Regions from separate parts of the Mus musculus genome. Here regions 1 and 2 are each linked to region 3. A link is a loop called in an ENCODE intact Hi-C map of the cell type or tissue named here. Cell type or tissue: left cerebral cortex. All regions are shown on one strand.

What was found. Hi-C counts contacts between places; a loop is a spot of excess contacts. Peaks named below come from ENCODE experiments on the same cell type or tissue, not always from the same donor. Only the 100,000 strongest peaks of a DNase experiment are listed, where the experiment ranks them.
Region 1: it touches region 3 in a loop (2.2-fold over the local background); 3 of 42 quality-filtered maps call a loop at or near these places.
Region 2: it touches region 3 in a loop (3-fold over the local background); 3 of 42 quality-filtered maps call a loop at or near these places.

Annotation. Positions count from the first base shown.
Region 1 is chr14:16,740,686-16,743,185 of GRCm38, forward strand. It overlaps a transcript of Rarb not described here. Among named protein-coding and RNA genes, the nearest start is that of Rarb, 170 kb to the left of the region's middle. In left cerebral cortex, a CTCF peak has its summit at 1,201; DNase peaks (open chromatin) are centred at 61, 496 and 2,152; H3K27ac peaks cover 979 bases.
Region 2 is chr14:16,734,584-16,737,083 of GRCm38, forward strand. It overlaps a transcript of Rarb not described here. Among named protein-coding and RNA genes, the nearest start is that of Rarb, 160 kb to the left of the region's middle. In left cerebral cortex, no CTCF peak of the experiment used is centred here; a DNase peak (open chromatin) is centred at 1,369.
Region 3 is chr14:16,576,176-16,578,675 of GRCm38, forward strand. It overlaps a transcript of Rarb not described here. Among named protein-coding and RNA genes, the nearest start is that of Rarb, 2.0 kb to the left of the region's middle. In left cerebral cortex, a CTCF peak has its summit at 1,083; DNase peaks (open chromatin) are centred at 558 and 940.

The DNA of each region.
Region 1 (2,500 bases), 160 kb after region 3:
AAGCGAGCCTTCCTGGAGGCTGTTTCTACAGCGCTGCTCTACTGTCAGGCCTCAGAGATGACACTGAATGAAGCAAGCAGGAAGCATGGCTAGGTGAATTACATAGGAAGCCTAAAGTTACTGCAGTGACTATGTGAGTGGCAGGTCGTTCACTTGAAAATGGAGTGACACCATCCTTTGGGTCATTCTAACCCTTTGGCTAGATGGACTTCCCCAACCCCTACCTCTGCCTCACACACCTTAGAGAAGTTGAAAATGTAAACACTGCAGTCTGCCACCTTGTCCTCCCTGGTTGGGGAGGTGGGAATCAAAAGGAAGTCCTCCTGGCTGATGAAGAAACCCCCACAGGCCTGTGTAGCTGCACTATAAACCTGGTTCTGTGAGGATACCACCAAGCAGTTCTCAGCACGGGGTGTCATCCAACCCCTGGTCCAGAAGCATACACTTTCTCGGCTCACCCACATTTCCTCAGCTCTGACTTCAGAGTGTGAATGCTTGCCAAGAGCCATTTATGCTCCAGGCATTTGCTTAGGCTTTTGGGATTCATGAGGGGAGAAAGCCAGACCCAAAAGCAGAGCTCTCTTGTTACAGTGTGAGGGAATAAAACAAGACTCGTATTAAGTAAATATTTTTTTATTTTAAAACTAAGGTGCTACCAGAAAGGGAAAAGCAAAAATATAGGCAGTAGTAAAAGTGCTAGAGTGACTCAGTGTGGAGTTGAGCACGGATTCAGCTCTGAGGGAACCACTCAGCACAGGCACAGCTCAGCACGGGTGCAGCGCCGAGGGTGCAGCTCAGCACGGGTGCAGCACCGAGGGTGCAGCTCAGCACGGGTGCAACACTGAAGGTGCAGCACTGGGGTTGCAGCTCAGCACGGGTGCAGTGCTGAGGGTGCAGCACTCAGGGTGCAGCTCATCAGGGGCACAGCACTGAGGGTGAAGCTGAGCAGGGGCGCAGCACTTAGGGTACAGTTCAGCATTGGCTGCAGCGCTGAGAGTGTGCCACATAGCTTTCTCAGCCTTTGAGAGGCCTTGGGTTGGACCTTTAGTACCATAGCCAACCAATCAGACAAGGGTGGAAATGAGAGTCTTAATTATAAATAAGGAAGTGAGTAGAAGAGTCTGAAGGAAGAGGAGGTTGCTCACAGAGCCTAAGGGAAGATACTGCATACAGAGATCAGTCCCAGGAACAAGTTCCCTGGTGGAGAGGCTGAGGAATGCAAAGAGCAGGAAAGAGCCCAGCACTAAATGCTAGACCGGATACCAAATTCTCTGCCTCCAATCTCTTTCTATTTTAAACAACTAGAAGGATCTCTCTTCCCCTCCTAAACTGGGTCCGATGCAAAAAATTTGCCCCCAACCTTGTAGAAATGCATTGAAATTCTCTTTGGTGTTTATACCTACGCCAGAGCGAGTTCCCCTTCAAATTTGGTGTTGTAAAGACCTAGAACCTTTCAGAAAAGGTACTTAACACATGGTTATCAACAGCAAATGGGCACAGCCAAACAGGAGAGAGTTTTGTGGGAGGATGTGGATTCCAATACAGCTAAAAGTGTGGGAGATAAAGATCTTCCTTGTTGAAGTAACACATTTAGTATTCTAATGAAGTAATTATAAAAGTAAGTAATTATTGAAATAACTGCATCAACTCCCAGCCATTAAAATCCCTCTAAACAGCTCTGGCACTAAGGCTTGGCTATTAGAAACCTTGGCAACCACTCAAGCCTACAACAGCTTCTAATTAATTGATCTCACCTCTAATCTGCTATTGTTAGCTCAGCACTGATCATTTGTTTGGCCCATGGATCCTATTGCCCCTTCCTTTTGATTGTATTTGTTACTGTACCCTCTCTATCTCCTTCAATTAAGCACAGGTTAAGTGGTTCACTCGCAAGAGAATAGGAGATAATGGTACCAATCAGAGTAATCTCTTTAATTTGCTAAATGAATTACAGGGAAACCCCAGCCAAAGTGAAGTCATAGCTAGTGGCCTTCACGTGAACTATACATAAGGACTATCTAATCATTAACCCACCATAAGCCAGGGATCCACAGGATTTCCATCAGGAGATGGTTCTCTGAGACTAAATCTCCCCACTCACTCCATCCCCAGATTACTCTTAACTTTCCAGTGCAACAGACATCGTCACATGCCACCACAGTGGAAGTCAGCAGTCTTTAGTCAAGAGGGTGGATTTATAGTCTCTCTAAAGACATGCATGAGCTGAAATTCATTTTTCTCACTTGTGCTATAAATGCAAACTCAGTTTCATTGGCACAATGGGCTGGCTTTTGCTGACTCTTAGGAAAATGTATATTTAAGAGTAAACAAATTTGGTGAATCTTCCTTCCCTTTGTGAACTTGCTATTTGCTATTAACACACACACACACACACACACACACACACACACACCCCAAACATATACTCACACACACACACATACATTCTCACACACATTCACACAAACACACCCACACATTCATATATACATTCACACAC
Region 2 (2,500 bases), 160 kb after region 3:
AGGGGATATATGACCCCACAGATATGACTATATCTGAACAGGAAGTGAATCTTCTCAGTGCTGAGGGCATGTGACTTGTGTCTGGAATACAGTGTGCTATTTAGTGTAGTATGGCTATCCAACAATGCTTTACAGTCTGGGGACTCCCATGGTTCTCCATGTGCACCATCAATGTGTTAACAAGGTTGTTTCTTTTAAGGCTGCCCCCTCCCCCTGGAACTATAGGTTATCTTTAGGGTGTTTGCACATAGTCTCACTCCTGTGTAGGCCTGCACTCATCTCAGTTTTTAATACAGCTACTATAGTGGGTTGGGACCTACCCTAATGATCCCTTTTGATCTCATTACTTCTTCATCCCTCTATCTTAAAAGCAGTTACATTCTTAGGTAAAAGATAAATTAAAACTCACCCTTAAAGCAGGGCTTTCTTTGAATAGCACCATATTTCATCAGCCTGAAGAATTAGAGAGCATTCTCTAAAAAGTTCTCCTGTATTTAAACTCACGAGTAGGTGGGAGGTTTTCTGTAGGCTATAGTGTAGCTGAAGAATCACCCCAACCTTCCAGGGAGGCCAGTGCTTTCTCCCCCAGCTAAGAATAGTGGTGACATCCTTTCAGCCTCCAGGAATTCCCGAGATTCCCTTCTTCATAGGGCCTTTGGGTCTCTTGGTCTCTTGTGGAAGAAATGTTGATGAGTCGCTAAAACATGAATCTTTTGGTTTATTTCCAAAATATTATTTACGGCTCAGGTCATGCCTCTGCAGTGCTTCCAGGAAGCAGAAAGGAATGTCCCAGAGAGGAAAACAATTCCCTGCTTCCTCCCACTCCTTTATTATGCTATAAACATTTGTTAATAGAGCAATTATCTTTTGAGTTGTAAAGCTAAATAAGTCCATGGAAGAAAGGGGTGAGGGGAAAGTACAATTGCTCAGGCTTAATGAAGTCCAGTGAAATGACTCTGAGCAGATGCGAGATAGGAGGGCAGAGCCCTCTTTGGATGAGGCTTACTTAATAAAGGAGAGCATGCCTTGCTGCTGACCCAAATCTCCTTACACCCGGGGCTTGTCGAATAATGTAAACAAGTACAAAATAAAACTATCAGCTAGCACATTTAGCCTGGGCTGCAGAGTGATTTCAAGACCAGCCAGGGTGACTTAGACTGTTCTCAGAATAACAAGTGAAAAGAGGGCCAGTGACTTGGTTTAGGGCTGTGCATCCTTTTCAGACATGTCATGTTGTGACTGCAATGAGCAGGCAAAGCAAGTACATGGAACAATTCTGTTGGCGAGCTGGGCATTAACATAGCCAGCTTTCCCAAACATTTGACAAGTGTCTGCTACTATTTTTAGTTTGTTCCATACACATATTTTGTCTCACAGTTTCCAAGTCAGAAGTCTTCACTGAGAATATGCAGTCAGACACACTGAGAAACCTAGTGGAGCTGGTGGAATATTTGAACATTGGTTCTGAAGATAGCTTTATCCCAGACACAGCACACCCCAAAGGGCCCTTCTGCTGCTCACTGGGGCTGGGTGCACTGTCACTGTGGCTGTATGGCTTCAGTGGTGGAAGAGAAGTGGACTTCTGTCCTTGACTTTGGGGACGATTATTCCAGGAGTTAAGCAACAGAGGAGTCTTGTCCTCCTATCAGAAATGGATGGGCCACAATTGAGACACAGTGGGGAGGCTAAAGAAAAAGGAAGGAAGGGTAAAGAGCATGTCTCCTATTTTTGTATCAAGCCTGAGAGCAGAAGTCTCAATATTGGGCACATGAGAGGTAAATGTTGCTGGGTGATGGATTCTATTTGAAGACAACTTTGGTTCTTCATCATTTCTACTGTAGGGAGCTTAGCTGAGGGTCAGGAAGCATCTCCATTGGAGAAACCCCAGACAATCATGGCACGAATAGATACATCCCTCACAGACTAGCCTGACTCCCACCCTAGGCTCAATAGGGGTAATGTGGCTGTGTCTTGACTTTGATGGACAGCAAAATCATAGGGACATTTTGTGACAAAGAGTTGGATCAAGCAAAATTTACCACTTGTACTGGCTAGTTTTGTGTCAACTTGACACAGCTGGAGTTATCACAGAGAAAGGGGCTTCATTTGGGGAAATGCCTCCATGAGATCCAGCTGTAAGGCATTTTCTCAATTAATGATCAAGGGGGAAAGGCCCCTTGTGGGTGGCACCAACTCTGGGCTGTTAGTCTTGGGTTCTATAAGAAAGCAGGCTGAGCAAGGCAAGGGAAGCAAGCCAGTAAAGAACATCCCTCCATGGCCTCTGCATCAGCTCCTGCTTTCTGACCTGCTTGAGTTCCAGTCCTGCATCCTTTGGTGATCAACAGCAGTATGGAAATGTAAGCCGAATAAACCCTTTCCTCCCCAACTTGCTTCTTGGTCATGATGTTTGTGCAGAAATAGAAACCCTGACTAAGACACCACTCAATGGCATATGTCCCTTAGCTTGCTCTGTAGTACTTGTGGCTTGAATTTCTGTGAC
Region 3 (2,500 bases):
CCTTTCTCTTCTTTCTATCCACCACCTCCCTCCCCCCACCCCCCACCCCCCACCCCCCATTGCCAATCGCACTCTCACAAACACAGAAAGTGAAAGGCAAAACACAGAGACTGAGGTGTGTGTGTGTGTGTGTGTGTGTGTGTGTGTGTGAGAGAGAGAGAGAGAGAGAGAGAGAGAGACAGACAGACAGAGAGAGATATAGAGACAGAGAGAGACAGAGAGAGATATAGAGACAGAGAGAGACAGAGAGAGATATAGAGACAGAGAGAGACAGAGAGAGATATAGAGACAGAGAGAGAGAGACAGAGAAAGAATTTTAGATTCTGGTTTGCTGGTTGGTGAAAACAGTAACTCTGTCACTGGCCATCTGTGTGTCTAGGAAAATACTGATTTTCTCTAGGACCCAGTTTTCTCATCTGTATACCATCCATAGAACGTAAATAACTACCTGTCACTTCTCAATAAACACACAAAAGGAATATTAGCAGTGTCTCAGCCTCCTGTTTCTAGCTGTGGGACTTTTGCCAAGGATACCCAGACCTTCCTGAGGCTACAGTGTTCAGCAGTTAGTAGACTTGTGCCCTGTCTGAACCCACGCCAATCCTCAGTCTATGCACAGAGTGTTGGTGGCCACTTCGTCAGGCACAGGTCCCCACACATAACGTGGAGTTTGAAAATACTCCTCATACTGGGCAAGTATGAGGGTTTTATAATTCTGAAAGCTAGACTTGGCTCAGACCACCCCTGTCCAATTATACCTGTTTTAAAAAAATACAAATAAAAAACCTAATCTTCAGACAAGAGGATTTCTCTTTTCTTTTTTTAACTGGTTACACTGACTCAGCCTAGGGGAAGGAGCAGAATTTTTTTTAGTTGTTCTCAAAAACCCAGAGGCAATTAATATAGATGCAGCCAAACAGCCAGCACTTTCAAAAAGGGAAGCCACCTGCAGCTAGCTTCCAACTTCTCCATTGGAAAGAAGATGCCGGGCAGAGCCAGACTCTGCTTCCTTCTCTGCCAAGCTGGGAATTCTCCCACAGGAGGCTGGCAAGGAAATGGGTGGGGAAGCCCTGACTCCTGTCTTCCTTTGTGGGCAGTGCAGGGAGGGAAGGACACTGACACACAGGGGAGCCTGTCAGGTACACCCACCCTTGCTGAAATGCCCTTCTGACTAGTTTGCTATTATTTGGCTGTCCTGGCACAGGATGGGAGCATGCTGCACACTCCTCCTTAGGGAGTGAGTGTCCCTAAGAAAGCCCTCTATACCTGCAGCATAGGAAGCTCAGCGTGCTGAAGGGAGAGCTCTCACTGGAAGTGCACACTGTTTTGCTTTCCTTTCTGTAGCCATTTTGTTAGAAACTTGTCAACTACAAAGACAACACACATTACAAAGCGACCACTTAACTGACCACCACTGAACAATTGTAAAGATACAAAACGCTGGGCTATGTGTGACTTTCTGCTTGGCCCAAGAGACTTACTGTCCCTGAATGCTTCCTTGAGGTCTTGGGTTCCCTGGAAACAGAGTCACGAGCACCTAGTATTGGAGGTGGAGGAAAAGGTATGGGCAGAGGGGAGAGGAACTGAACAGAACTGAAATAAGTTAGAGGTGAGAAAGCTTGGCACCATGGCAGATACCTGTGTCTCAGGTGCCCTTTCTCCAGGAGGCTGCTGCACTTCCTTGTGGAAATTGCTAATAATGGTCCCAAAGTGCAGGGAGGCAGTGGTCATGGGAAAGAGAGGTTGAGCCCAGAAATGTCTTCCACAATATTCCTCCTTTGTGTGCCTGTGTGTTGCTAAAATTCCTTTTCTTCAGGAGACCTAAGCAATATTTAACCCTTCTCCTAACCCTATGGTTCCAAGGACAGAGGTCAGTATTACTAGAGGTCACTCTAAGGAACTTTGAGTTTACTGGGCTTCCTTACAAAGCATAATTGAAAAGTCACTTACAGGGATGTGTGGGGGTGCTCCCTCCCTAACTAGGCACTCTTGGAAGGTCTGTACTTCAGCAGAGAAGACAGCTTCCCCACAGCTATGTAGATGAAGACCACATTCCTCATATATTTAAGGCCTTCCCCAGGCCATGGGCAATTAAGGCAGAGTTGCATACAACAGGTGGTGGGGGAAGATGTCACCCTCCCCAGTCTTTCCTGGGGTGGAGCAGTATTATCAACAAGCCTAGCTAGGATTATCCCTTTGCAAGGGGACATAGCTGAAATCCCCAAGATAGCAGTTGCTTGGCTGAAAGGATACAGTCTCTAGCAAGGCTCTTTGTGGTTGTGGTGTGGTGATTGCTTGTGATTGGGGAATTTCTTTTTTTGCACAAGGATAATTTAGATTTATAATCACCTCGAGATTCTTTTAATTGTAGAGAAATGAACTTGATCAGTATTTAAATCTGCGTGGATGGGATATTATGGACTTCTTATAATGTAGTGGGACTCATAGTCAGTGAGTCATTTCTCATCATGGATTAATTACACCATTGGCAGCGATTGAG